6 separate regions of the Homo sapiens genome follow, and all the other regions are linked to region 1. A link is a loop called in an ENCODE intact Hi-C map of the cell type or tissue named here. Cell type or tissue: endothelial cell of umbilical vein. All regions are shown on one strand. Region 1 holds the start of ARSJ (arylsulfatase family member J). Region 2 has its middle 24 kb from the start of CAMK2D. Region 3 overlaps CAMK2D (calcium/calmodulin dependent protein kinase II delta). Region 4 has its middle 91 kb from the start of ARSJ. Region 5 has its middle 200 kb from the start of ARSJ. Region 6 has its middle 290 kb from the start of ARSJ.

Region 1 (5,000 bases):
AAGCTTAGGGTGTTCAATAGACTCTGATGTCATTCCCCGTGTCTTCCTCAGGGATGTGAAATAAGTCCTACCTACTGTGGGTAGGGCACTCAGCTGACTTTGATTTTCCTCTTTGAGTCACATCTCATTTGGTCTACTGTGGCATGGCCATTCTTGTTTCTCGGCTCTTATTACTAATTGTTAGTAGTTCTTAGTCTTTCTTAGGGTTAGTGCTGTTTAATCCAGAAATGACCTTTTAGGGCCTGAATTCAGTCCTTCTATCCTGAGCGTAGAGTGTCTGCATGCCTCATGTGGGGATTAGAATTCTAACTCTGGCAGCTGTGTTGTCTCTGTGCTATGTGGCTGGCAAAGACTTTAAAGCCCATTTGTAGGAAGAATATCTTTTGTAAACCATCAGCTTTGAAGTCAGATTTCTAAGTCTAAATTTTCTATAGAAAGCCAACGGCAAACAAAATAACATGCCCTCAGTTTAAATATCACTCCCCTGAACCACCTCACCCAGTAATTGTACCCAGTCTAAATCGTTTTTTGTTTTAAAATTTCTTTGAAAATGTTCCTTTTTTCAGAACATTTGTATAGTAAGTAATACAGTAAGTAACTATTGGAGTTGTAGGGTGATTCATTGATGAATGTATTTCTTCTTCACTCTGGTGTATATTCCAACAGAGCAGAGACTGATTTATTGCATCATTACCTTCCTGTCCTCTAGCATTGGCCCAGCTCCCCAAATACTTGTTGAGTGGAAGAATACCTCATAAGGTTGATATAGATGGAAAAGAAATAAACTGTATATAGCACTATATAAACAAACATACCCAGTCAGTCCTCTGTATTCGCAGGGTCTACATTATGGGACTCAACCAACTATACACTGGAAACATTCAAGGAAAGAAGAAAAAAAAATAACAATACAACAATAAAAATAATACAGTCCAACAACTATTTTCATAGCATTTACATTGTATTAGGTATCATAAGTAATATAGAGATGTTTTAAAGCATAGAAGATACATTAATATGTAGGTTTTATACACATAGTGCACCATTTTACATAAGGGACTTGAACATCCATGAATTTTGGTATCCCTCAGGGTTCTGAAACTAATCCCTGATAGATGCGACTGTATATGTGTGTATGTATCAGTATATAGAATACTATGGTTAGCACATGGTAAGTATTCCATACATTTTGATTGTTTTTTATTATTATTGCTTGGAACCTCAACTGAAAATGTGTCTCCTTCTTGCACAGAACATGGATACTTCTTGTGCTATGTCACAAGAAGTCACTATCTCCCCAAATAAAAGGCTAGATTGACCAGAATGTTTGCATCTTTCCCATTCAAGCACCTGGCTAGGCCCATTAAGCCTAGGGCCCTACCTCTCAATGCTTTTCAATCCCCTGACACTCAGTACTCTCATTACATATTTGGTGACTTAATTTACAGAATTGCTAAACTCACATTTCTGAACATGGCTTCTAAAACTGACTATCTCTCCCCAGCTTAGCCAGAAGGGCTGCAAGGAAGAACAGAGACCAGAAGGCCTACAGCAGCTAGCAAGGTTAACTTCATGGAGCACCATCGTGCCTTTCAAAGTTCCCATTTCACAAAGTTTTGCCTGGGAACTCAGCAGGAACTTTAGCAACAGGAGAGAATTAGAAATAAATGGCTAAATGAAACCTAGATTTATGTTTCAGTCAATTGAGAGAATCTGACATGTTATGTGCCAGCCCACAGTAGGTATTCAGTAAGTAACTGTTGAATAAATTTGGTGGTAGAAAAAAATATCTCAGTGGCTCTTGGCATTCATTGCCTCTTCTATAGAGACTATACTATACATCCCTCTGCTGCCTTTGAGCAGGACTTTAAAACTCTATGACTCTAGTAAAATCAAGAGTATTTTCACAACCAAGATAAGTTTTTACAATGGTTTTCCTCCACATGGTAAAAAAGAAAGAAGGAAAAAAAATGATGAAGCTCCCTGAATTACTGGATGGGAAACACTGGCTTCTTTAATGCAGGAATGCAGACTGGCTTCGGGGTTCTTGAAGGAGAAATGCATAACTCTTCCTCTCCAGGCTTTTGGCTGGAGACACCCTGTGGGTAAGTTAGGGGAGAGGTAAGAGGGAGCGGGCAATTCCAGTATTTTCACATAGGGAAAGGGTAACGAAGAATCAGGCTGTAAAAGCCAGCTATTGGGAGAGGAAATAAAACTTAAAAATTTGTCATCGTTACTGAAAAAAAAAAAAAAAAAGGTAGGGACAAAAGGAATAGGAAAATGATGGGGGTGGGGGGACTAGTAAAGGAAAACCTGCAAAGGAAGTTGGAAAGAGGAAAGAGTGTCATACGCATTTTGTTTTTATTCCTGCTCCTTCTCTCTCACTCCCTCCAGAAGCTAGAAAAAGTTTGCAAGCGCAACTTTAGGGATGGGAGACGGGGCTCTTCACCAACAGCCCCACGAAAAGAAGTGCCCGCTTTACCCTTCCCCATTCGCGCCGCCGTCCTTTCCCTCTAGCGGGGTGATGGGCAGGAGGCGACACTCTTGGGACGCGGTAGCCCAGGCGGATCCCCCGGAATCCCGCTGGGCTGGAGCAGCACGCAGCTCTCTCTCTGGCAAAGCCTCCTCTGCCTTGGCCATCCACCTCCCGGAAAAGAAAAAGGAAAGATCGAGCCTCTAAACAGTCCTTTTCCCCCACCCCCTCTTCCCGGGGGAGCTCAGGAAGAAAGTACCGTTCTGTGATTCACTGGAGAGAAAAGAGGGAGGAGGCAAAAGAACTCGGAGTGCCAAAGCTAAATAAGTTAGCTGAGAAAACGCACGCAGTTTGCAGCGCCTGCGCCGGGTGCGCCAACTACGCAAAGACCAAGCGGGCTCCGCGCGGACCGGCCGCGGGGCTAGGGACCCGGCTTTGGCCTTCAGGCTCCCTAGCAGCGGGGAAAAGGAATTGCTGCCCGGAGTTTCTGCGGAGGTGGAGGGAGATCAGGAAACGGCTTCTTCCTCACTTCGCCGCCTGGTGAGTGTCGGGGAGATTGGCAAACGCCTAGGAAAGGACTGGGGAAAATAGCCCTGGGAAAGTGGAGAAGGTGATCAGGAGGCCGGTCCACTACGGCAGTTTATCTGTCTGATCAGAGCCAGACGCGACGCGTCCACTTCGCAGTTCTTTCCAGGTGTGGGGACCGCAGGACAGACGGCCGATCCCGCCGCCCTCCGTACCAGCACTCCCAGGAGAGTCAGCCTCGCTCCCCAACGTCGAGGGCGCTCTGGCCACGAAAAGTTCCTGTCCACTGTGATTCTCAATTCCTTGCTTGGTTTTTTTCTCCAGAGAACTTTTGGGTGGAGATATTAACTTTTTTCTTTTTTTTTTCCTTGGTGGAAGCTGCTCTAGGGAGGGGGGAGGAGGAGGAGAAAGTGAAATGTGCTGGAGAAGAGCGAGCCCTCCTTGTTCTTCCGGAGTCCCATCCATTAAGCCATCACTTCTGGAAGATTAAAGTTGTCGGACATGGTGACAGCTGAGAGGAGAGGAGGATTTCTTGCCAGGTGGAGAGTCTTCACCGTCTGTTGGGTGCATGTGTGCGCCCGCAGCGGCGCGGGGCGCGTGGTTCTCCGCGTGGAGTCTCACCTGGGACCTGAGTGAATGGCTCCCAGGGGCTGTGCGGGGCATCCGCCTCCGCCTTCTCCACAGGCCTGTGTCTGTCCTGGAAAGATGCTAGCAATGGGGGCGCTGGCAGGATTCTGGATCCTCTGCCTCCTCACTTATGGTTACCTGTCCTGGGGCCAGGCCTTAGAAGAGGAGGAAGAAGGGGCCTTACTAGCTCAAGCTGGAGAGAAACTAGAGCCCAGCACAACTTCCACCTCCCAGCCCCATCTCATTTTCATCCTAGCGGATGATCAGGGATTTAGAGATGTGGGTTACCACGGATCTGAGATTAAAACACCTACTCTTGACAAGCTCGCTGCCGAAGGAGTTAAACTGGAGAACTACTATGTCCAGCCTATTTGCACACCATCCAGGAGTCAGTTTATTACTGGAAAGTAAGTGTTCCTACTTCTTATATTTATTCCTTGGAGAAATCTTAAGCATTTAATGAAGATCCAGCTCCAAATTTAAGGGAGTAACAGAAAGTATGGGGAACAACTGAATGAATGAAGAATGAATGAATGATGTATGGTATTGGGGTACCGTGTTAAAATGGATACAATGTTAATGATCTTAATTTTCTAGTCACTAGTGTAGTCTAGTTTTCCTTTTTACAGAGCCAATTATAAGTTTCTAAATGAGATGAGAACGTATAAATACCCACAAACCAGAGATTTCCAGAAATGGTCTCCTGTTTCAAATCTATTCTACTTTTGAGCATGCTCAGATTTTGTTTCAGATGTCATACTAGAATTCACACTCACCATCACTGATAAGAAAGATCAAAAATTTTTTTTACTCTTGGTGCATTCTTAAATCTAGAATTATCAGAGAAAATGAACCAACGAAACAGATATAGAGTAATGTAAAATATGACCAGTTTATGTATGACTCTGCTTCGGTCTTTGATGGGTCATTTTCTCTTATGAGACCCCCTAATGAAGGCCATATTTAATTAGCAAAGCAGTTCTCAAAATGCAAGGAAATACAATGGTAAGTGCTCAAGAGGAGTCAAACTTCATCTGCAGTTTTCTGTTGCTCTTCACAGGTCTGGAATTTTCTGACTAACCAACAGAAATCAGACTATTTGGATGCTTAAGTAAAGTGCTTTTCATATTGTTGCTGCTTTGCTAAGTAGCTAAATCTTCTACTTAAATTGTTCAAACATTTTCATATTTTTACTCTATCCTATCAGAACACAGGCTACTGTAATTGATTTGGATGTACAAATTCAGCCTGTGGAACGAAGATAAACTAGGAAGGGCAGGGGTTAAGCTGGACAGAGGTAGAAGAAAATCCTTAGCCATTTCAATCTATGTCTTGTGATTTCAGTTGCAGGACAGGGAACCCTTGCTTCTGTGAA
Region 2 (5,000 bases), 190 kb after region 1:
AAATTTAGAATGTCTTAAAGTTTTCCATATTATCTTCCTATTAGGAAGGGAATATTTCCTTTAGAAGGGGAATACTTTCCAAACATGCTATATCTATAGAATACATTTTTGATCACCTACCATGTATCAGGTAGATACTAGTGATAAAATGCCAACACACTTTTCCTATTATCAAAAAGAGAGTTTATTGAGATATACAAGAATAAACATAATACTGTAAAACAAAGTGTGCTTAGGTGGTAGATGAAGAAGGACAGAAATTAACATTTATTGAGTGGTTACTCTGAATCTGACATGATGTCAGGCACTTATTTCATTTATTATCATAGCAATCTTCTATATTAAATATTATGAGAGAGGTTAAATGACATGAATTTAATCCATACAGGTAGTATGTGATGGAGCTGGGATGCAAATCTAAGCACTTCCTTTTCAGAAACATGTAGGTAGGAAAATTGTCTAGCTCTCTACTCATCAGTCCCCTATTCCATTCAGGTCTCACCTGCCGCTAAGTACCCATTCATTCAAGTCTAATATTTTAATAACATTTCTAGCCTTAAGAGCTCTGTAAGAACCTCTGTCTTAGTAGTTTTAGTATAAAGCTCATAAAAATAGTTAAGAATAGCTACCAGTAATAATTATCTATAACTATTTAGACTCTATGCTTCAGATTATAGCCTCCTGCTACACATACTGAAAAGTTTAAGTACTTGAACCATCTTAATTTTCCATCTCTCATAGGTCTCTGACCATTTTCCCTTAATCTCTCAGCCTGGTATCCTGATCCTTACAACCTGACAGTTTTAAACTGAATATTTTGTGTTATCACTCTGTTTCCTAGCTGACATCTCTGAACACAATCTCTTACCTTCCTATTTACCATTTAGCTAATATTACTTCTACATGGCCAACCCCAGATCCTGACTGCTTCTAACTTATCCTGCACACTTAGCATCCAAGACTCAGCAGGACAGTTAACTTTAGGAAAAGTCATAACAGCTCTAGTGAATAAAGTCAGCAAATAAAATTCAAAGGTAAACACAGAACTTCTGAGATTATAGTTGATAAGTTTAGTAACACCTGAGAATAGTTAGTAACACTTGTTCCTGTTTTCTGTCCAAATTTTTAAATACTCAACAGATAAATTTTATTGAGATGTGTCCAGCAGTTATTTTAGCAAATCTGCCTCATTTGACTTAGTCTAAATAGTAATCATTGGGTATTAAAATAGTTCAATCTGAGTAAGCATCTGAAGGTTTGTTCACAGTCCAGCAATTTTGGCAGATTAGAGAATAAAACATAAGTACTATTCTTTCAGAGACTGTGACCCACACAATTAAAAAATTCTAATTTTACCAGTCTGGCCTCTTCCATATCCTGCTGATTATATAGTGAAACTACTACTGCTCTATTTGCCCATGAACTTGAAGATATGGCTATGAAGCATCAAATGAAGTGAAGATTGGCAAATTATCTACCTATTTGAATAGGAATATCAACTATATAATTCAAACCCTCTATTTTCCTAGTTTTAGTCATTTTACTGAATCATTTGATTTAGCTGGCCACTTAGATCAAGTAATTAAATAAATGCTTAAACTATTAAGAACCTACTTGTGGACATCAAAACTTAAAACCATTCCCTGTTTCAAAAAATACTTGCTGCTGCTTACGTTACTTCTACTTGTATCCTAGGTATAGTCATGGCATCCATCACGTGGGCAATGTCAGCAACTGACTAAGTAGTAGAATACATTCAATGCAATGCCAGCAACTACTAAGTAACTGGGATACATTCATTTATCCAGGTTTAATGTGATGCTTCTGTAAATGTCCCAGAGGATAAAAATTTTTTGAAAAAAGGATTCTTTGTTGCTTCTGAGATATGAGGAAGTGCTCAAATCTTCCTCTTTCAAAATGTCAGAGAGTCCTTATTCCAGACTTGCACGCCTAAATTTTTACCAATGGTGGAAGTTGGTATGATTCTCCTGTGCAACTCAGAATATAGGATTCATATCACAGACCCTCTGGGACCCTGGCTTGTGCAAGCTCCACATAAGCCCTGGATATTCAATAGTATTTTCCTTAGGGAAGGAGAGTGTTATGAAATTGAAAGCACATGAAGCTATTTGGCATCTCCTATTTTTAAAAAATTTAGTATAATTTTAAATAATTTAAATGCAAAATAGAATTTCTAATTTCATTACCTATGCCAAAATTTCTGTGACATTTCATGACACTGTCACTCTAGCATTCTTTCTGTCTCAGTGAAATTGGTGTTTGAGGATTCTTTGCATATTCCTAGCTGAGTTTACTGTCAACCAGAGTCTAATTTGCATATTTCTCTTACAAACTCAAAATAAGTTTTGATCATATTTGAATCATGTAAGCCATTTTCCCCCTTTGAATCATTTTACTTTACAGAAAGTTTCTTGTCTTAAAACAGTTACAGTAATAAATAATAAACATCACAGTAAAATTAACACCTTCATTTTTTCTATTTTTGTCATTGCAGTATTTAACCTTTAGTTTGATTAATTAAAATTCTATCTCTTAGAAGAACATAAGCATAATCAAGAGAAAACCTACAAAATCAGGATTATGTATGTGCAGCTCCTGGCACAATGCTTACCCTTAAGTAAATGTTCAACAGCTAGTAATAATAGTAACACAACTTAAGCAGACTTCTAATTCGTTTACTCCTCAAAGACTATTGAAGAGTAGGTCCTGAGTTTGTCATCCAGTTTGTGGATATGATCCACTTTCTGGCACAGATACAAAGTAAACCACAGTTCTTGGGTCAAGAAGCTTAGTGTATAGTGAGAGAGACAGAAGGTTTGTGCAAAGTGCTATTTGTGCACTTTGTGTGTTGGGTAATAGAGGAAATGACTAACTATGGGATGTTGAAGCCAGAAAATAGTTCACAAAGCAAGGGACTTTTGAGCTTTAGAGATTCTGTGGGAGTTTTTCCAATAAATATAATTACTTAGTAGAGAGGGCTTTTGGGGGAATTAAAGATAACTGAATTATTGCTCTTTTGCCAGCAACATTGGGCACAAGATTTTCTGATATCCCAGGAATGAGACCCACCTCCTCCCTATCACCCCATCTTCAGCTGAAGGCAATAACAGCCACCCCATGACCTCCAAACTCAGTGCTCTGTGGCTTCTGAAATGAATTTCATCATGCTTCCAATACCAGTCCAATACCAGCTCCCTTGTATCACCCTCAGAAATCCAAGCTTCCCAGTTCACCTAATTTCACAGGTATTTATCACCACCCTGCTTTCAGCGTCACCAATCTGATCACATCTCCCACATTCTTGGTCATCCAAGTCCTTCCACCAAAGCTTGTTTCCAGTTATCAGAAAATTCCTCTACTTCCTTAATCTTTTTATTGAACATTTCCTTCAGATTCTTGTTGAAATTAACCTGACTCCAGCAAACCCTGCTTTCCCTAGAGCCCTTCAAGTGGAAAATGTCTTTATTTTTTCTTCTTTTTCCCCCCTGAGATGGAGTTTCACTCTGTTGCCCAGGCTGGAATGCAGTGGAGCCATCTCAGCTCACTGCAACCTCCGCCTCCTGGGTTAAAGCGATTCTCCTGCCTCAGCCTCCCGAGTAGCTGGGAATTACAGGTGCATGTCACCATGCCTGGCTAATTTTTTGTATTTTTAGTAGAGACGGGGTTTCACCATGTTGGCCAGGCTGGTCTCGAACTCCTGACCTCGTGATCCACCCACCTCGGCCTCCCAAAGTGCTGGGATTACAGGCGTGAGCCACCACACCCAGCCTATTATTTTCCTCTTATATGCTACATACTACATACGCTTAGAGCTTGAGGTAGCGTCCTCTCTGCTCCCTGTTGCTACTTCCAAACTGTCACTCCTATTTCACACTTCAAAACTCTGTCTTTTGAAACACACGTTATCATTCTTTGCCACTATGGATTCCCTTCTTGTTAAGCAACGTAGGGACCTCTGAGTCACTGCTCTTCACTCATTTATATATTTTCTGTCATCATGGCTATCTACTTCAAAATCCAATTAGATGACCCAACACCTTGACCTCAATCCCTTTGTTTCCTTACCTCTAATAATCTTGTCCTCTATCACTCTTCCGTGACCCACTCATGTGTCATATCTAGACATTGTCATCACCCTGTACCATCTTTGAATTTCTCTTTTAAACATCTCATTCTGTCATTTCCTATTCTTCTAGCCTACTTACTCTAGTACTCTACTCATGCAATTCACCAGTTCATTACTAGCACTAATTCATTAACCCCATAACTTTCCTTTATTCATCTTACCTCGTGTCCTCACGTCACTTGTACAGCTTGTTTTTCATGTTTCCATCATATAACTACTTTTTTTTTGAGAGAGAGAGAGAGAGACTGAGTCACATTCTATCACCCAGGCTGGAATGCAGAGGCATAAGCATAGCTCACTGTAACCTCACCTTTCTGGACTCAAGCATTCCTCCCCCCTCAGCCTCCTGAATATTTTAGACTACAGGTGCTCACCACCACACCCAGCTAATTTTCTTATTTTTCTGGAGATGGGGGTCTCACTGTGTTGCCTAGGCAGGTCTTCAACTCCTGGGCTGAAGCAATACTCCTGCCTAGGCCTCCCAAAGTGTTGGGATTACAATTATGAGCCATTGTGCCCAGCTTTACTTTCTAACAAATGTCCTTAATGCCCCTTTTTCTTTCTCCCTCAATTATTCTTCCCTGGCAAAACCTAAACACTGGTCAAATCCAACTAACTGTTAATATGTTCCTACATTCAAGTGGTTGAACACTACTGGAGAATGTTACATAATTACGCTTATTGGAATCAGCGTGAACAACATCTTGCTGAAGACAATGGCTAATTCTATGCTTTCATCTGTCACTTCCTGCTCGTTAAAAGATTTTTTTTCTCTAGGTATGTTACCTATTATTGTGTGTTTCAGCTTGAGTGTGCTTGCATTTAAAACCACCATAAGTGCATTTTTATATAC
Region 3 (5,000 bases), 510 kb after region 1:
AAGGCATTTTTGAAGAAATAATAGTTGAATTGAGATCTGATAAAAGAAGTAGGAGCAAAATGGGGGGGGTGCAGTTTTCCAAGAAGAGAAGACAGTACATATAAAGGGCTGGTAATAGGAGGCAGAATGTCCATTTTGAATTGGTAAAACAAAGGAGCAAGAGTGGATTGGAGAAGATAAAGTCAAAGAGTCTGAATGAGTCTAATGAGATGGGCAGAGTCCAGATTACGCAAGGTTTTGTAGTCTCTCTTCAGGTACCTATCCTGAGAGCAGTGAGAAGGTTTTAGAAGAGTTCAAATAGAAGGTTATCTGAAGAGATAGGCATTTAAAAAAAAGAAAGAGAGAGAGAGAGGTGGTTGCATTGTAGAGAACAGAATAGTGAAGAGCAAAATTGGTTGCAGAAACACTAAATCAGAGGGCTGTTACAGAGCCTGGACAAGAAATGATGGGTGCTTATACCCAGAGAGAGTGGGGGTGAAGAGGAAAAAAAGTCAAAAAGAAGAGGAAGGCAAATTCAACAGAACTTAATGGATTGGCTTGAGGTGCTGGATTTAGGGAGTCAAATATGATCCTCAGGTTTCTTTCTGGCTTATGCAACTGAGAGATGATCTTGCCATTCACCAAAATGGGGATCCATGGAAGAGCAAGCAGGCTTGTAGTGGTGGAAGTTCTTAAGCTCAGTTCAGTATATGTTGGGTTTGAGGTCCATTTGAGATACCCAAATGGAGGCTCAAAAATAGCCTTGACACATAGATCTGAAGGAAGAGTCTAGAAAGGAGGTTAACAATTTGGGAGTCATTGGAATATAGATGACTATTTAAAACACTGGTGTACACAGGACTTTAGGGATGCAGCATGAGATAAGGAGAGGGACTCAAATTGAGTCTTTAGAAGGAATTGAAGCATTTAATATCCAGGTAGAGAAGGATAACATGGCAAATGAGAATGAGAACATGTAGAAAAGCAAGAGAGTTAAGTAAAAGGAGAGTGTTCCAAGACAAGAAGGTGGGAAGGAGTGATCAGCAAACTCCATACCTTTGGGCAATGCGCATAATCCCTTTATTTATCTGTTAAACCAAGAAATAATCACTGCATTCCTGAGTATTGTTATAGTAACCAAATCTAATGTTTGAGGAAATGTTGAAATCTGTAAGTTGTTTTATTATGTAGTTACTCTCAGTTCTTGGGTTTTATTTTGTTTTCAAACACTGGGATCATTCACACCCTTATCTTACTCTTCCAGGCCTCTTAGAACAAGAGCCAAAAATATATGAATTTGAAAGGGAAAATGTTCCCAATTCTTTGTGCATAATTGCATGGAAAGTAATTCCACTCAGAACCTGGAACATCTCTCCCACTTGGTTTTCTCTTTTTCCTTTTCCTAAGAATCTAGAAATCGCCAGAAAGTACTTTGTGTCCTATGAGTATAGGCTTGAGCACTTCAGTTCTAGAAATAAACCTAGTAGGTAAACAGCTTCCTGCGATTAAATGGCTAGCTCTGGAGTGGAAGAAGCTTCTGGTATTCAGGGAACACCTTACTGGTACATTCTGCATTCATCGTGGTATAATTAGGGACACATCACAAGCTCTCCACTTTGACTTTTGGAGTGGTTATTTATTACTTGGTGTTCAGGAAGAGGGAAGGCCAGATGAGAATGGACCCCCTCCCCACACAACTTGTCTGTCCAAGCCACTGACACAGTAACTGTTCCTCAACCTCACTGCTGATTGAGAGTAGAGCTAGCTAACACCAAACCCTCGCTCTTCCTCTAGGTCAGATGCTGGGCTTGTGGCAACAGTTCCAACAACAAGCTGACTACTATATACAAATGATTCATTTCCAGCCTTCTGCTTTCCTTTAAAGAGTCAGCTGTCATGTGCCGCCTGTGACTCACTCAAGCTCCTTTGCCCCAGTGAAATAAGCACTCTAAAGATTCCTGAGTTCCAGGCCCCTCCTAAGCCAAACGAGTCACATTGTTTTTATGGTGATACAGCACAGAAGCATCCTGGCTAATTCCCATTTGTTGTCCTGCCAGCAAAAGCACCATCGTTTCTAAGCATAAGAAGTGAGAGAAGGCAATTTGTGTTGCTTTGTTTATGCAGGACAACCCTTAAGCCAGTTGTGGCATGCAAAATACTTAAGAGTGAATGCGTATTTCCACAGTGGTTCAGAAAGTAAAAGATGGCCATATACACCCGATGATTCTAATTCCATATTATGCTTGTGAGGCAGTGCAGAGACTTTCAGAAACTTTAGGAAGTGATCCTAAACTCTTCACACTCTATAAACTGAAGCCTACCCTAATGAAGCTCCACGAAGGACGTTGATCTTATGCTCATTTCAAATTGGCCATGTTTTCTAAACTGTAGTTTTTCCTATCAGCTGTATATCAGACCAAAAAAAAAAATCTGTTAGTTTGAAATGAGGATTTCATGTGAGAGAGAAGTTTTGGTGGCCACATTTTTATAATCTCATTTTCTGAGATCCTCCTCACCCGTATCCCTTATATTCCAGAATCGGGTCAGCTGTCATTAGCTTTTGCCAAATGTTCATACTGTTGAGGGCACAGACAGATGAATCACCTATTGCCTAACTGAATTAAGCTAAAATGTGTCACTGGCAGGATCCTTATTACAAAATCATGCCCTGATACCACTTCTGTCACTATGTTTTGCTGTTGAATGTATTATTGATATTCATCAATCAAATGAGCAAGGGCAAGAAATGTTTTGGACTTCTGTAGGAGCTGTGTTATATTACTTTATATAAATGAAAAGTAATTATGTAACTAAATATGAATTCTAACCCATATAGTGATTTTTTAATATTATAGACCTTGACATTGTTAGCAACCATATTATGGACTAACTTAATCACATTTTATAGGATAGTTTATTACTTGTATTTGTTATGATATAGTCTCATATAGTCTCGATGAAGTAAAATGTGGTTTATAGAAAATTTATTTTTAAATAATGTCATCACCTAGGTAACCTGAAGTTTCAGAGTGAAAGTAAGCATTTAAGCTTGTGGTTAAAATCTGCTTGATGAAGATCAGATTCATAAAAAATGCAAACTGGTTTCTTTAGTCAATAAAGAATAAAACCTGAGGTCAGCTTTCTTCGTGATCAATAGCCTCACTACCTCAGTAAGATAAGATGGGAAGTAACATTTTGTGATTCCCAGTCTATGTTCAGTGATTTTAAGGGAATATCGCAATATTCTTAAAATCCAGTAAAATTTGATTTCTAAAATATTTCATGCAGTAATTTTATAAATAAGAGAACAGTGTTCTGAAATCAAGAAAAGTTTATTAGTCTCAATTGATTAAATTCACAAACATTGAGCATCTATTCCATAAAAGACACTGAACAAAGCTTTTTAGGCTATACAAGAAAATAAAATGTTCTTTGCCCTCGGGAAGCTTTTAAGTTAACAAGGAAGACACATTACACAGTACAGAAAGTTTAATAACAATTTAAAACAAGTAATAATGTGTTTTAAACTAAAGAAGGTATCAAGAGATAGCATATGCATAATTGCCGAGTGATACAGATGCTGCAGGCTTTCAAAAAAGAGAAAGAACACTTGAGGCAGATGTCAGTAGAAACAAATTCACTGAATAGATAGGATTTGAGCCAAACCACTATTAATAATTTCACCAATTATGGGCTAGGAATAGAAACAAATCATGATTGGTGTTGGGTTTGACAGCTATACCTGGAGGCTTTCATCTTATTATCTGCCTACATCTACAGTATTGATTCATATGTCACTTCTTCAATTTGTAGAGTTTACTAAAGGCCATTTGTCTAAAAACAAAGGCCAGTCACAGTGTCGGCATCCTTTTGTAGAGTTTGTCAAGCAGAAAAGTGAGAAAATGCAAATAATTATATAAAGTTCAATATCTCAATGCAAGATATCATCTTTACTCTGAAGATAGACATATTATTAGAATGATACTTTTTAAGATTGTTTTTAATAACACTTGTTAACTATGAAGAGAAATATGTTTACTAATCCAATCAAGTTAAGGTAGTAAAAACTAATTTTATTTTATTTTATTTTATATTTATTTATTTATTTATTTATTTATTTTTGAGACGGAGTTTTGCTCTTGTTGCCCAGGCTGGAGTGCAGTGGCGTGATCTCGGCTCACTGCAACCTCCACCTCCCAGGTTCAAGCAATTCTCTTGCCACAGCCTTCCCAAGTAGCTGGGATTATAGGCATGCGCCACCAAGCCCGGCTAATTTTGTATTTTTTTTTCAGTAGAGATGAAGTTTCTCCGTGTGGGTCAGGCTGGTCTTGAACTCCTGACCTCAGGTGATCCGCCCACCTCGGCCTCCCAAAGTGCTGGGATTACAGGCATGAGCCACTTTGCCCAGCCTTAGTAAAAACTAATTTTAAAAAACATAGCCTTGACCGACCTTTCAGGTGACTGTTGTTTTCAAACAAATGGAAAATAGCAGTGCTTTCCAAACATGAATGTACTCAGAGGTCACCTGAGAGTCATGTTAAAATGCAGATTCTGGCAGGGCACAGATCACACCTGTAATCCCAGCACTTTGGGAGGCAGAGGTGGGAGGATCACTTGAGCCCAGGAGGTCAAGGCTGTAGGGAGCTGTGATTGCGCTACTGTACTCCAGCATGGGTGACAGAGTGAGACCCTATCTCAAAAATTAAAAATGAAAAAGAATATTTAATATGACTTTTGTCTTTTATTCTTACCCAACTCCATATTTTTGCCTTTAGCACGAAAGCAAGAGATTATCAAAGTCACTGAACAACTGATCGAAGCTATCAACAATGGGGACTTTGAAGCCTACACGTGAGTAGCGGACGTTTACTTTGCTTTCATGCATATGGTAAATATATTTTTTATATGAATGCATTATTCAACATGTCTGAATTCACATATATTTAATTCAAGGTTTGATATGTTAACAATAGTTTTATTTCATAAATGACTAAGTGCCCCTAGGAGAGAAAAATTTCAGA
Region 4 (5,000 bases), 91 kb before region 1:
CAACCAACTTTTTATTTTATTGAAACTTTGTATGATTCTATTGGTCTGAATTTCATTTAGTTCTGCTCAGACTTTAGTTATTTCTTTTCTTCTGCTAGGTTTGGGGTTAGTTTGCTCTTGTTTTCCTACTTTCTTCAGATATGAGGTTAGGTTGTTAATTTGAGATCTTTCTATCTTTTGATGTAGGCATTTTTAGCACTATAAGCTTTCCTCTTAACACTGCTTTTGCTGCATTCCAGGGGTTTTGGTATGTTGTGCCTCTATTTTCATTTGATTCAAAGAATTTTTACATTTCTGCCTTAATTTTGTTGTTTACCAAAAAGTCACTCAGAAACAACTTGTTTAGTTTCCATGTATTTGTGTGGCTGCAAGAGCTACTCTTGGTATTGATTTCTATTTTTATTCCCTGTGGTCTTACAAGATGGTTGTTATGATTTCAATATTTTAAAATTTATTAAGACTTGCTTTATGACTGAGCAGGTGGTAATCTTAAAGTATGTTCCATGTGCAGATAAGAATAATATGTATTCTGTGGTTGTTGGGTGGGATAGTCTGTAGATTTCTATTAGATCCAATTGGTCAAGTCTTGAATTTAAGCCCAGAATTTTTTGTTAGTTTTCTGCCTCAGTGATCTGTCTAATGCTGTCAGTGAGGTTTTGAAGTTCCCCACTATTATTGTGTAACTGTCTAAATCTTTTCTTACGTCTGGAAGTCATTGTTTTAGAAGTCTAGGCCCTCCAAATTTGAGTCTATATATATTTAGGATAATTAAGTCTTCTTGTTGAGTTGAACATTTTATCATTATGTAATGCCTTCTTGTTTTCTTTTCTCCTGTTGTTGGTTTAAAGTCTACTTTATCTAATATAAGAAAAGTGGCCACTCCTCCTTTCTGTTTTCCATTTGTGTGATAGATCTGTCTCTATCCCTTTGCTTTGAGCCTGGGGGTGTCATTACATGTAAAATGGGTCTCTTGAACACAAGAGAAGGATGGATCTTGTTTTTTTTTATCCAATTTGCCAATCTATGTCATTTAAGTGGAGCATTTAGGTAATTCATGTTCAAGGTTAATAGTGATATGTGAGCTTTTTTTCTTGTGGTATTTTTTACCAGTTGCTTTGTAGTTTTTATTGTGTAGTTGTTTTATAGAGTCTGTAGGCTATGTTCTTATGTGTACTTTTGTGGTAACATATATTGTTCTTTCATTTCCATGTTTAGAACTCCCTTAAAAACCTCTTACAGGGCCTCATGGTAATGAATTCCCTCAGTGATTGCTTGGCTAAGAAAGATTTTATTTTTCCTTCATTTATGAAGCTTAGTTTGGAGGAATAGAAAATTCCTGGTTGGAATTTCCTTTTTTAAGATTGCTAAAAATGGTACACTAATAAAGTTCTACTGAGAAATCTGCTGTTAATCTGATGGGTTTCTTTTTATAGGTAATATTACCTTTTTCTCTAGCTGCCTTTAAGATTTTTTCTTTCTCATTGACCTTTGATAGTCTGATGACTGTGCCTTGGGGATAGTAATTTTGTACAGTATCTCACAGGAGTTTTCTGGATTTCTTGTATCTACGTGTCAACCTCTAGCAAGATTGGGGAAAGTTTCATGAATTATATCCTCAAACATGTTTTCAATTTGCTTACTTTCCTCTTCGCTCTCAGGAATTCCAATAAGTTATAGATTTGGTCACTTTACATAATCCCATATTCCTTTAAAGCTTTGTTCATAATTTTAAATTCTTCATTCTTTGGTTTTGCCTGATTGGGTTGATTTGAAGGATCTGTCTTCAAAGTCTGAAATTCTTTCTTCTGTTTGGTTTAGTATGTTATTAAAGCTTCCAATTGTATTTTGAAATTTCTGTAGTGAAATTTTCAATTCTCTAAGTTCTGTTTGGTTCTTTCTTAATATAGCTATGTTGTCTTTCAATTTTTTGATCATTTTTCTGCCTTCTTTGTGTTGGATTTCAATTTTCTCTTAGATCTCATTGAGTTTCTTTGCCATCCACATCCTGAATTCTATACCAGTCATTTCAGACATTTCATTCCAGATAGGATGAATTACTTGAGAACTATCCTTTGGAGATGATGAAACAATCTGGCTTTTTGTGTTGCTGGAATTCTTGCACTGGTTTCTTCTCATCTGAGATAACTGATTTTTTTTTTTTTGATTTGCTATCGCTTGTAAGGAGCTTCTTGATTTTTAATTCTTTTTTCCCTTGAGGGTATTACTGTGGTGTGTGCTGTGTATAATTTATTGGCTTCATTTCTGGGTGCTTTCATGGTGTCAAGGCTCTGTACATGTTCCTTGGTTGCAGATAGGTTTGTGCTATGGTTTTCTCAGACATTGCCTGTGGTAGCAGCGTAACTTTGTATGGTGATGTAATTCAGGGTTCTTCCAGTAGATGGCATTTAGGAGTAAGAAATAGCATGTAGGGGCAGGAAAAGAGGCAATAGAGATGCATTAAAAAAAAAAAACCCTCCCTCAATCATGAGGTCAGGAGATCGAGACCATTTTGGCTAACACGGTGAAACCCCGTCTCTACTAAAAATACAAAAATTTAACCGGACGTGATGGTGGGCGCCTGTAGTCCCAGCTACTTGGGGAGGCTGAGGCAGGAGAATGGCGTGAACCTGGGAGGCGGAGCTTGGAGTGAGCCGAGATTGCCCCACTACACTCCAGCCTGGGCAACACAGCAAGATTCTGTCTCAACAAAAAAAAACAACAACAACCCTCCCCCAGTACACATTCACCTTCAGTGGGGTGGAGCTGCTGCAGAAGCCTGAGAAGAGGTCACTTTCAGCTCATGCTTCTCAGTCCTGATGGGAAGATCTGCTGCCAAGTCCACAGTGGTGCACTGAGTAGAGACGACCACCTCTCCGCATCCATTCCTAAGCTTTGATTATACCACCTTCAGCAGCTGGTGCCACAGATAATATTTTTATAAAATTCACAGAGAGACATCAGGCTTCCTGCTTTGGCCCTCATGGGTCTCTATATAGAAGAACTCTACCAGCAGGTATATTCAACCAAGTGGTCATTATTTGTATGATCTAGGACCACGTCAATCCAAGAGCAAACTCCAGATGGCTGAGCCAGAACTGAATTTGAATACACTATGCCCCCACTTTTGGCCAAGTTGTACCTGAAAGGTACATGACCAGGCCAATCTGGGGTTGCAGTTAGGGGAAAGAAAGATGCATCATACCCTGGAAAGGACAGGTTGAAATTCCAAATTTTCAAAATTCATTTATAGCACCCTCCTTTCCTTCTTCTTTATTATTACCCAGTATGTTTGTTTCCTAAGACTGCTATAACAAATGGTCATACACTTGGTGGCTTAAATCAGCAGAAATTTATTCTTTCCTTGATCTGATGGCCAGAAGTACAAAATAGACAGGGACATGCTCTCTCTGAAGTGTTAAGGAAGAATCTTTCCTTGACTCTTCCAGTTTCTGGTGGCTCCTGGAATTCCCTGACTTATGGCAACATAACTCCAATTTCTGCCTTCATCTTCACATGGGCTTCTGTGTGTCTCTCTATGTCCAAATCTCCCTGTGTTTTCTTTTATATATATATTTTTATTATACTTTAAGTTCTAGGGTACGTATTCACAACGTGCAGGCTTGTTGCATATGTATACATGTGCCATGTTGGTGTGCTGCACCAATTAATTCGTCATTTACATCAGGTATATCTCCTAACGCTATCCCTCCCACCACCCCCCACCCCACAACAGGCCCTGGTGGGTGATGTTCCCCTTCCTGTGTCCAAGTGTTCTCATTGTTCAATTCCCACCTATGAGTGAGAACATGTGGTGGTTGGTTTTTTGTCCTTGCGACAGTTTGCTGAGAATGATGGTTTCCAGCTTCATCCATGTCCCCACAAAGGACAGGAACACATCCTTTGTTATGGCTGCATAGTATTCCATGGTGTATATGTGCCACATTTTCTTAATCCAGTCTATCATTGTTGGACATTTGGCTTGGTTCCAAGTCTTTCCTATTGTGAATAGTGCCACAATAAACATATGTGTGCATGTATCTTTATAGCAGCATGATTTATATTCCTTTAGGTATATACCCAGTAATGGGATGGCTGGGTCAAATGGTATTTCTATTTCTAGATCCCTGAGGAATCGCCATACTGACTTCCACAATGGTTGAACTAGTTTACAGTCCCACCAACAGTGTAAAAGTGTTCCTATTTCTCCACATCCTCTCCAGCACCTGTTGTTTCCTGACTTTTTAAGGATTGCCATTCTAACTGGTGTGAGATGGTATCTCATTGTGGTTTTGATTTGCATTTCTCTGATGGCCAGTGATGATGAGCATTTTTTCATGTGTCTGTTGGCTACATAAATGTCTTCTTTTGAGAAGTGTCTGTTCATATCCTTCTCCCACTTTTTGATGGGGTTTTTTGTTTTTTTTTTTTGTGAATTTGTTTGAGTTCTTTGTAGATTCTGGATATTAGCCCTTTGTCAGAGGAGTAGATTGCAAAAATTTTCTCCCATTCTGTAGGTTGCCTGTTCACTCTGATGGTAGTTTCTTTTGCTGTGCAGAAGCTCTTTAGTTTAATTAGATCCCATTTGTCAATTTTGGCTTTTGTTGCCATTGCTTTTGGTGTTTTAGACATGAAGTCCTTCCTCATACCTATGTCCTGAATGGTATTGCCTAGGTTTTCTTCTAGGGTTTTTAATGGTTTTAGGTCTAACGTTTAAGTCTTTAATCCATCTTGAATTAATTTTGGTATAAGGTGTAAGGAAGGGATCCAGTTTCAGCTTTCTACATATGGCCAGCCAGTTTTCCCAGCACCATTTGTTAAATAGGGAATCCTTTCCCCATTTCTTGTTTTTGTCTGGTTTGTCAAAGATCAGATAGTTGTAGATGTGTGGTATTATTTCTGAGGGCTCTGTTCTGTTTCATTGGTCTATATCTCTGTTTTGATACCAGTACCATGCTGTTTTGGTTGCTGTAGGCTTGTAGTATAGTTTGAAGTCAGGTAGC
Region 5 (5,000 bases), 200 kb before region 1:
CAGGAGGGCCCTGGGCCTTGGCCACAAAACCATCTTTTCTTCCTAGACCTCTGGGGCTATGAAGGGAGGAGCTGCCTTAAAGACCTCTGACATGCCCTGGAAACATTTTCCCCATTGTCTTGGCAAATTACATTTGGCTCCTCTTACTTATGCAAATTTCTGCAGCAGGCTTGAATTTCTCCTCAGAAAATGGGATTTTCTTTTCTATCACTTTGTCAGGCTGCAAATTATCTGAACTTTATGCTCTGTTTCCCTTTTAAAACCGAGTGCCTTTAACAGCATCCAAGTCACTTCTTCAATGCTTTTCTGGTTAGAAATTTCTTCCACCAGATACCCTAAATCATCTCTCTCAAGTTCAAAGTTCCACAAATCTCTATGGCCGGGGCAAAATGACACGTTTCTTTGCTAAAACATAGAAAGAGTCACCTTTACTCCAGTTCCCAACAAGTTTCTCATCTCCATCTGACACCACCTCAGCCTAGATTTTATTGTCCACTTTATTATCAGCATTTTGGTCAAAGCCATTCAACAAGTCTTTAAGAAGTTCTAAGCTTTCCCACATTTTTCTGTCTTCTTCTGAGCCCTCCAAACTGTTCCAGCCTCTGCCTGTTACCCAGTTCCAAAGTCGCTTCCACATTTTCAGATATCTTTTCAGCAGCACCCCACTCCTTGTATCAATTTTCTGTAGTAGTGTGTTTTCATGTTGCTGATAAAGGTACACCTGAGACTGGAAAATTTACAAAAGAAAAAGGTTTAATGGATTTACAGTTCCACACAGTTGGGGAGGCCTCACAGTCATCGTGGAAAGCAAGGAGAAGCAAGTCACATCTTACATGGATGGTGGCAGGCAAAAAAAAAGAGCTTGTGAAAGGAAACCCCCATTTTTAAAACCCTCAGATCTTCTGAGACTCATACACTATCATGAGAACAGCACAGGAAAGACCTGCTCCCATAGTTCAATTGTCTCCCATGGGATTCCTCCCATGACACATAGGAATTGTGGGAGTCACAATTCATGATGAGATTTGGGTGGGGTACAGTAAAACCATATTGATCAGTAATCTGAACATCAGAGAAAAAGCAGAGCCATGATTTGGGGCTATGCTAGAAGAATGTGATTTTCTCCAAAATCACCAAATAAAAAAGAATATCTGTGTTTTTATGAGAATAAGGCAATAATAAGAGAAGACATAGGAACCAGAAGTGATCCTCCCAAGGAAAGAATTGAGTATGATTTTCTGTACGTCTCTCTGAGTGTGGGGGATGAATAATAAGTGTTTCCTTCTTTTTAACAAAGTTTGTATTATATATATTCTCCAGATATTTTAAAGATAATTTAATTTTACATAGTATATGTTTTCTCTGTAATAAGATAATTACCCTTATTATCTTCTCTGTGACTATTTTTCCACCATTTGGGTTACTCAATTATACTGAATAAAAAATTTGAATACTGTAGTTCTCTATTTGAGGAATGAATTTTTGTCAAAATATCTGAGAGAGTCCTCAGTCAATCCCCATCCTTTTTATGAGAAGTTATTTTTCATTTCATTCAGTTCAACTGAAAATTGAGAGGCAAGGGGTGTTGAGCACTGACTTGGAACTCATAAACTGTGGAGAGTCCAATGTGGACAAATTATGTGCTTGGACCAAGCCAGAAAGAAGCCAATGTTGATGGCTGCATTTTCTTCTCCATTAGGAACCTGAGTAAGTCAAAGAGAAAGCAGGCATAGATGGGATAGACAGAGATCATGTATGTGTTCATTTTGATAATTTTTTGTGGAAAAGTAATTGGCATTTCAGAATAACAATTCTGTAGTTAATCTATACCTCTAGGGAAACTCACAATTTAGCCCTTCAAAAGATTTGAACCATTATAAAGTCAATTTCTTGTGCTAATCACCAGTCTTTGAACAGATAACTTCAGTATAATTCTGAACATCAAAGTCAGTAGATAGGAAATTGAACTTATTAGACTAATGTAATTAATCAAACATAGTACTGGAAAAACATTTACTCTTGTAAAAGTCACTCCAGGCTACCTCTTTATGTGCCATTCTAGCTCTAGTTCTTGAGATGAGATTTTTTTTTAATAAATAAAATAATTCAAGTAATGAAAAATTCTGTGGACAGCAAATTGTCAAATTAGAAATTAGTCTTGTTCATCTTGTTTTATGCAAATGAATGATGTTATCTTCCAAAAATTATATTGAAAGTATTTTTTCTAACATCCTTGAGAAATAGCTGGCCAAGCACAATCTGACAGTTCCTTTCTCTCCCTATTCTGCTCAGAGTCAGCCCAACTTGCATTTTGAGTGAACCCTATTTAGTCCTTGAAGATCACAGGGCTCCGAAACATGTCTGAAGCTTCCATGCCAGAGAAAATGGGGCAGTCAACGCCAGCAGATGGCAGCATCATTGGACGCAGCCCCTACTTGCTGCGTCCCACAAGAGGGCTCATGACTCAGAAGTCTGGGAGGAGGTCGACCTTCCTAGCAGCAACTGAGCAAACATTTTTAATTTCACAGCTACTAGAGTATCCCTGAACAGAATGCTGGACGGACTCTCTTAGCACACTCAGATGAACCACCCCAACCTGCTCACAAGGTATACCCTGCTAAACTAATTCTTGATCAGACAAAGCAAGTGCTTATGGCAGTATTAAAGCAGGAATTCTGAGAAAAATGAGAAAATTAAATTATTGACTGTATTTGAGATATCCAGTTGTGTGCTACAGAATGACAGTTCTATCAATGATAGCCCGTGTACACTACAGTGGTCTCATAAGACTATAATATTGTATTTTTACTACCCCTTTTCTATGTTTAGATACACACATACTTAGCGTTGTGTTACAACTGCCTGCAGTATTCAGTACAATAATGTGCAGTACAGGTTTTTAGTTTAGGAGGACACTCATTCAAGGACACTCATCCCCCTTCCAAAAAATAGGCAGTGGAGGCACCTGAAAAGGGTCTGAACAGACATCCTCCCTCATCTTCCAATAAGAAGGCCTCTGAATGGAGGCACTTAAGCTTGGAATGCAGGAATACCTATGAGCATGATCACTGGGGTAGGGGAGGTGCTGGGAGGCTGAGTCCTCCAATGCAACTCCCTCCAGAGACAGCAATGCACTAATTATACACCAAGCTTGAACTGTGCAGGGCAGCTTTCTACCCATTACCATGGCCAGGTAAAGCCTTTGTAATTTCTATTAGAATTGCGGCCTAGATCCAAACTTCTCAGTTATAAATAAAAATTACTGTGTTTTCACCTTTGCTTACATCTGTTATGCATGTACGAGTGTGTGTGTGTGTGTAATTAATTTTCCTCTATTGTGTTAAGTAGGGATCTACCATATGTTATTAAATATAGGACTCTAAGAGTATTATTTTAATTTATATACTTCTAAGAAAGAAAAGAAAATGCTTCCAATTAAACTATGACTCTCCACCAACTGTAAGAAATTTCAGAAATGTTAAATATGAAAAGAAGTAGTGTTAGAATCAATGAAATGTAGTAACTTTATCTATTTTATTTCAAGTTGACAATCAATGGTCTTTCTACCACTAATTGAATACCTCACACTTTTCTCACCTACATGAAATTTTTCTAAATAAATTATATTTTCACGTAAACATAGGTTTTCTGGACTCTCTATTTAGTTCTATTAGTCTTTCCATCAATTATTACATGAATAACATCCTATCTCAATTCCCATCTTTTACTTTGGTTAGAATTGACATCATTAGAATATCAACTTTTCTAACAGACATTTAAATTGTTCCAATTTTTTTGTACTTACAGACAACGCAAATTTAAATTCATACAAATTCATTTTGTATTAAGGTTACATTTCTGAAGGTGAAATTGTTTATCAAAGGATATAAAATTTAATTTTAATAGATATTGCCAGATTTCTCTCCAAAAATTGGATTAACTTAATGTTCCACCAATTGTGTATAGCTATATTTGTTTCTCCACACCTTTATTAACACTAAATATAATAAAATGTAAAAATAATTGCTGCTAACCTGGTAGTTTCAAACTAACATTTTATTGTGGCTTTATTTGCATCTTCCTAATCATATGTGTAACTGAGAAGCTTTTCGTATTCTATTGGTGAATTATAATTCTTTTTTTAGATTCATTTTGCATAATTTGTCATTCATTGCTAATTCTTCTCTTCCCCTAGCTGACCAACATTTTACCAATATGCAACTTTGTTTCCCCTTAGTAAGGAAACCTTTTTGGTCTCTTCCATTCTTCCACATATCACATTTGTTATTCCACCTTCTTTTTCATATTCTGGTAGCTGGTATCTTTCTTCCCTTAAAAATTTTAACCCCACTGACCCAGATGGAAAAATAAAACTTTTTTCTGTAAATGATTAATACCTTTCCTTTTGGCCAAGTTTGTCTCAACAATTACTGCCCAACATTCCTGAGCTAATTGCTGAACACCCACATTATAAATACACACAGCTGAAGGCTTGGCTGGTGACCTAACAATACAGCATGCCCACCAGGAAATAATTTTCTCTTTTCATGTACTCCACCAAACGTTTCCAAAGCAAAACTTGTTAGCATGAATGCCAATCCACTATCCTTCCCATTATAGCATTTGAGGTTGAATTCACATGTCTTGGAGTTTGTTTCTTTGTGTTATAATTCATTCTAATCACTTTTCCTTTCAACAATCTTTTCCTCACATAACAACATTCATTTCATGTCATTTTAAAAATAGCCAGTAAAGCTAATGTAGCTGCCAAAACTGTATGGACTCCAGAAGCTGAACTCCTAGACAATGCCTGAGAAGAAGAGGTGTAGGTGCATCCCCTACCATATCAAACTGCCACATGGCCATGGGTGTGTCACTGACCTAGGCCTCACACACAGTCAGCTGGAGGTCCATGATAATGGAATGGGGAAAGGTTAGAAAATAGAAGAGAAAATGACTTAGTGAGCACTACCAAGGGACCAGCAGCATTACACAATGAA
Region 6 (5,000 bases), 290 kb before region 1:
TTTACCTGATACATGCCTGGCTTTCACAAAAAAATATAAAGAATGTCAAAATGCAATAAAAAATGCCATCTGATGAAACAGAGAATCACCATAATTAGACTCATGGCTGAGATAGGTATTGAAATTATCAGACTGGGCGTTTCAATTAATAGGAATTATTATGGTAAGGGCTCTAATGAAACAGTAGATAATATTCAAGAGCAGATAGGTAAAATAAGTTGACATATGGAAATCCTAAGAAAGAATCAAAAGGAAATGCTAGAAGTAAAAAACATAGTAAAATAAATGAATACTGCCTTTGACGGGCTCTTCAGTGTACTCAAAACAGCCAGGGAAATAAAGAGTGAGCTTGAAGATAAATCAGTTGAAACTTTCCAAACTAAAATAAACTGAAAAAGAATCTTAAAAGAACAGACTATCCAACAACTGTAAGATAATATCAAAAGTTAAAATATATGTATAATTGGAATATCAGAAGGAGAAAAACAAAAAATGGAGCAGAAGAAACATTGGAAGAAATAATAGTTGAGAACCTTCCAAAATTAACACCAAACAAAAAATTACAGATTTTGGATGCTCAGAGAAGCATAAATATTAAAAAAAAAACACAAAAACATAGACACATATACTTAGACGTGTCATATTCAAGCTGTAGAAAACCAAAGACCAAAAAAACATCTTTAGAGAAGCCTAAGAGAAAATAAAGTACTTGATTTCTGGAGGAACAGGGATAAGAAAGACAGTACACTTCTCAGAAAAAAAACATGCAAGGAAAAAGAGAGTATGACAAAATCTTTAGTATAGAAAGATAAGAACCACCAACTTATAAGTCTACACCCGGTGAAATTATCTCTCAAAAGTTAAGGAGAAATACAAATCTTGTCAGATGAATGAAACTGAGGGGATTTTTGCCCAAAAGAAATGTTCAACGTTTTTCAGACTTTCAATTTGGGCCCATCATGTAAGGAACTTGAATGTTGTTACTTTATCCTAACAAGGAAAAAGCTGAAGAAGCTCAAAAATCAACAACTTGTCCTAGAGCTGTCAGAGAATTCAGGTGTCAGGGCAAATCACTGACCCCAAAATTGGATTGACAGACAGGTGCATACAAGGAGTCATGGCTTATTGAAGCAGAAACGGCCATGGGAACTAGAACCAGAGCAGAAAAACCTAAACAGTAATTGATTGCTAGAGGCTCATTGTAGGCAAGTCTGAGAGTTCAAAACTCCAGGATGGGGAGCAGTGATAGGGAGTCCCCACACTTTTATGAGTTTTACCTCCAGGAGTTCAATGTGGTTCTCCCAGTGCACAGTGCAAAATCCCTTCATGCTTCCATCATGGGGATAGAGGACTAAATGCACTTATAAAGTTCACATTTCAGAGGCACAAGCTAAAACCGAGACCTAATCATAATCACTAGAATTGCAAAGAATTTCTGTAGATACTGAACCCTCAAGAAGATAGAGCAGAACTCTCTACTTCTAAAGTATGGGCTACACATAAAAATTTCCTCCAAAGAGCAGAACATAGGAAAGGGGAAGAAAAAAAGAGTAACTTTACAGTGGAGAAATCTGAAAAGCACTATCTCAGCCAGGTCATCAAAGCCAACATCATCAGTGATAAATCATGTTGACAGTATGTACCTTTGATGTGATGTGATAAGAATAACACCTGACCTCTGTAAATTCTTTTCCCAAAAACCTATAATCTGAAACCAGGCATAAGAACTATCTCAGACAAATTCCAATAGAGAAAAATTCAACAAAATACCTAGCCCACACTTCTCAAAACTGCCAGTCATCAAAAATAAGGAAGTCTTTCTGTGCTTGGGTTATTTCACTTAACATAATGATCTCTAGTTCCATCCATATTGCTGCAAATGACTGGATCTTATTTTTTTTTAATGACTGAATATTCCATTGTGTAAATGTACCACGTTTTATTTATTCACTCATCTATTGATGGACACTTAGGTTGTTTCCAAATCTTAGCTATTGTAAACAGTTCTGCAAAATGTACACACCTACTATGTATCCATAATTTTTTTTAAAAAATTAAAAGTTTAAAAATTTAAAAAAAATAATAAACAAAGAAGTCTGAGAAATTGTAACAGCCAAGAGAGCCCAAGGAGATATGACAACTAAATGTAATATGATATCCTGGATGGAATTCTGGAATATAAAAAGACCATTAGGTAAAAATAAAGGAAATCTAATTAAAGTATGGATTTCAGTTAATAACAATGTATCAATTATTTCATTAGTTATGACAAATATACCAAATGTAAGATATGAACAGCAGGAGTAACAAGATATACTATCTTCACAATTTTTCTGTAAATCTACATTTATTCTAAAATTAAAAGTTTATTAAAATTGCCTTAAAACTTGTATGCATAGATAAAACAACTTGAATTTTAGATGTATAGGCCTGAATTTCCTCATTTTATAATACAAGAAACTGACTTCTGGAGGAAATGACTAAACCAAAATCACACAATTCTTGAACCCTCATCTATATTACTGAATGCTGCCACCATGCCTGTTACCTGAGAGATTTCCTAAGTTTCTTGAAAATTCATAGTGTGAAAATCATCAATATTAGTAAATATGTAAGAAGTGTAAAGCCCTTTGAATGTAGCATGTTAATTTGACTTCTTCCTGAAGTATTTTTTGTCAAACTCATTGGATTCAACAAAAACCATAAGTGCTTAAAAATCATGACCTCACCCAGCATTACTCATAAGACAGAACTGTTTATACAAAGTAACAGTACCATAAGTCATGCTGCCCTCTGAGTCAATTTGCTTCAGGAATAACTTTGCAAGACAAGCCTTACTTTCACAGGAGACTTTTGACTAAAGAAAAGACATGAGTGGTCAAAAAATTTCCTGTTTATTTTTTTAAAAATTTTTGGCCAAAAAGAAATAATTGTCCTGGGAAATTGCAACCCAGAGCAGTTACATGGATTCTTTGTAATAATTTATTTTCAGTAGCATACTTTCTTCTCAGTTCATCTAGTTTACATTTCTAAATCCAATACGCCATAATCATACTAAAATCATTGGAACGTGATTTGATGACACAAAATGAAATTGGGTATATTAGATCCCAAGAAATAAAAGAGCTCTTAATTGAAAGCCTTGCAGAACAGGGAACATGCCTCACAGCTTTTCAATACTTTTTTCAATGCCTACTTTGACTTGTTTTAAATACTTAAACTCTAGTTTCCAGAAACAAAAGTAATGAAATAATATGATGCCCCTTAGCCCTATAGAAATATTAAATCCATTTTGCTAGATTAGCCAGTAAGTACAGCATTCAATATTACTCAATTATTTCATCCATCTGTTCAATATGGTAAAATGACCTTCCTAGTCATCTTTCCATGAAAAGAAACAATAGAGAGAAAAATTCAGTAGGTCTTTCAAAGTAAATAGTAAAGGAAACTAATTATTATTAGGCATCATGAATAGTCCTTAATACATTATTTCTCTATTTTGAATTTAAATATGATAGACTACTGTGGAGTAAACAATTTACAAAACAACAACAAAATGTTTTTTAAAACTCTTTAAACAGATGCTTAGTTTTTAGGGTTACTTTGGCTTCTGTTTTTCTTACTCTTGTATGACAGAAATTTTTTAGGGCTTATGTCTGGTGAAAAGATCTTTTAAAGAATCTTAGGTCCATTACTGCATGTGTTATAGTACTCACTTCCTTGGTGATATAATTAAATTTTGAGGTGACTGAGGTGAACGATAACTTCAATGCTTCTTTTAAAAAACAAAAGTAAAAAACTAAATTCTCAGTTCTAAACCTCTGATATTTTTTTCTGGGTCTTTATAAAGCCCATGAAATATTGTGTTTTTCTTTTTTTCTCCACTGGTTGTCTTTCTGTTGACTTTATTCACTGATCTTCTTTCTTTCTTTCACTATCTAGAAGTCTTGATTGTATCATCTGTTCAGTTATTTTATTGACTAACCCCAAACCAATTCTATTGTTTTCCCCTTTCCTTATTTCCCTCATGACTCAATCTGATCACTCCCTCTTTTGTTGACATTATTCCTTTTTTATTCCAGGACCTTCTTTCTTTTAACTGAAAATCATCCTTTAACTTCATAAAGTTCATATTACAGATTTAAAGGCTTAAAATACATAATGTTAACTTTCATTTTCACCTTTCTAAATGAAGGTTCTTAAAAAAGCTCTATGGGCCATTTTTAGTTGATAAAGAGTGTGAAAATATGGTTCATTACAATTTCATGAGTGAAGCAAATGGGATTAATAAACTGAAACTGTACAGGAAAGGAGATGCCCTAAAAGTGACATTCATTGCTTCTTTCATATCACACTAGTGGACTGACTGACAATGCTAAACACTCTTGAAATTGCTAGCTTGCTGGGCAATAAATTTAAACAAATGCAGCACATGATGAGGCTGAACTGAAAGTTGATTAATGAAGACATTAAATTGAAATTGTCTCCTTTCTCCTAAAAGCCAAAGCAAATTAACAACTGAAAATACAAAATAGTCTTTTATTTCTTCCTATTATTGCCTAAAATTTCCAAAAACTAGAACATAGTTGCCTAGCTTGATATTATTTAAAGCAAAATCCATCATCCACATGCTCTGCAATGGTGTGTGTGTCCCTTTGCGTGTGCACATACATAATGATACAGCTGGCTGAAGTAAAATAAAGCCTCTTCAAAATCAAATTTTTCTCCTTGTGGTTCAATAAAAAAAATCTATTTAGGTAAGAATTCAAATCTAAAATTAATCATTTTGATCACAAATGTGTTGCCTATCTTATACTTTATACATCATTATATATTTTTTTCTGGGGATACATAATCAGTGAGAAACTTGTTTGAACTTAAGAAAATGAAAACTTAATCTAGTGGGACTACCCACTTCAGCTTAAATTACTACAACATAAGATAAATTATAAGTGCTTAAGGGAATAAGGAAAGATTTATGGTAGTTTGGACAACAGAGT

The links. Hi-C counts contacts between places; a loop is a spot of excess contacts. Peaks named below come from ENCODE experiments on the same cell type or tissue, not always from the same donor. Only the 100,000 strongest peaks of a DNase experiment are listed, where the experiment ranks them.
Region 2: a loop joins it to region 1, with 6 times the contacts of the local background. A loop is called at or near these places in 5 of 110 quality-filtered maps.
Region 3: a loop joins it to region 1, with 2.2 times the contacts of the local background. A loop is called at or near these places in 2 of 110 quality-filtered maps.
Region 4: it touches region 1 in a loop (6-fold over the local background); 4 of 110 quality-filtered maps call a loop at or near these places.
Region 5: a loop joins it to region 1, with 7 times the contacts of the local background. A loop is called at or near these places in 3 of 110 quality-filtered maps.
Region 6: a loop joins it to region 1, with 2.1 times the contacts of the local background. A loop is called at or near these places in 6 of 110 quality-filtered maps.

Annotation. Positions count from the first base shown.
Region 1 is chr4:113,977,469-113,982,468 of GRCh38, reverse strand. ARSJ (arylsulfatase family member J) reads left to right here and starts at 2,822. Exons shown (of 2, transcript NM_024590.4): 1 at 2,822-4,032. The coding sequence starts at 3,635. It overlaps LOC107986305 (a long non-coding RNA gene), which reads right to left and starts at 2,656. Exons shown (of 2, transcript XR_001741794.2): 1 at 2,483-2,656; 2 at 941-2,099. LOC124900762 (a long non-coding RNA gene) reads left to right here. Exons shown (of 3, transcript XR_007058237.1): 3 at 1,505-1,574. In endothelial cell of umbilical vein, no CTCF peak of the experiment used is centred here; DNase peaks (open chromatin) are centred at 1,988, 2,808, 3,828 and 4,718; H3K4me3 peaks cover 3,118 bases; H3K27ac peaks cover 3,170 bases.
Region 2 is chr4:113,782,869-113,787,868 of GRCh38, reverse strand. No RefSeq gene overlaps it. Among named protein-coding and RNA genes, the nearest start is that of CAMK2D, 24 kb to the right of the region's middle. In endothelial cell of umbilical vein, no CTCF peak of the experiment used is centred here; a DNase peak (open chromatin) is centred at 2,768; H3K27ac peaks cover 362 bases.
Region 3 is chr4:113,465,359-113,470,358 of GRCh38, reverse strand. CAMK2D (calcium/calmodulin dependent protein kinase II delta) reads left to right here. Exons shown (of 21, transcript NM_001321571.2): 17 at 4,755-4,830. Among named protein-coding and RNA genes, the nearest start is that of CAMK2D, 290 kb to the left of the region's middle. In endothelial cell of umbilical vein, no CTCF peak of the experiment used is centred here; DNase peaks (open chromatin) are centred at 1,218, 1,938 and 2,568; H3K27ac peaks cover 2,913 bases.
Region 4 is chr4:114,068,599-114,073,598 of GRCh38, reverse strand. No RefSeq gene overlaps it. Among named protein-coding and RNA genes, the nearest start is that of ARSJ, 91 kb to the right of the region's middle. In endothelial cell of umbilical vein, a CTCF peak has its summit at 2,379 (motif pointing right); a DNase peak (open chromatin) is centred at 2,398.
Region 5 is chr4:114,178,107-114,183,106 of GRCh38, reverse strand. No RefSeq gene overlaps it. Among named protein-coding and RNA genes, the nearest start is that of ARSJ, 200 kb to the right of the region's middle. In endothelial cell of umbilical vein, a CTCF peak has its summit at 2,410 (motif pointing right); DNase peaks (open chromatin) are centred at 2,406 and 4,566.
Region 6 is chr4:114,270,244-114,275,243 of GRCh38, reverse strand. No RefSeq gene overlaps it. Among named protein-coding and RNA genes, the nearest start is that of ARSJ, 290 kb to the right of the region's middle. In endothelial cell of umbilical vein, no CTCF peak of the experiment used is centred here; a DNase peak (open chromatin) is centred at 2,753; H3K27ac peaks cover 1,848 bases.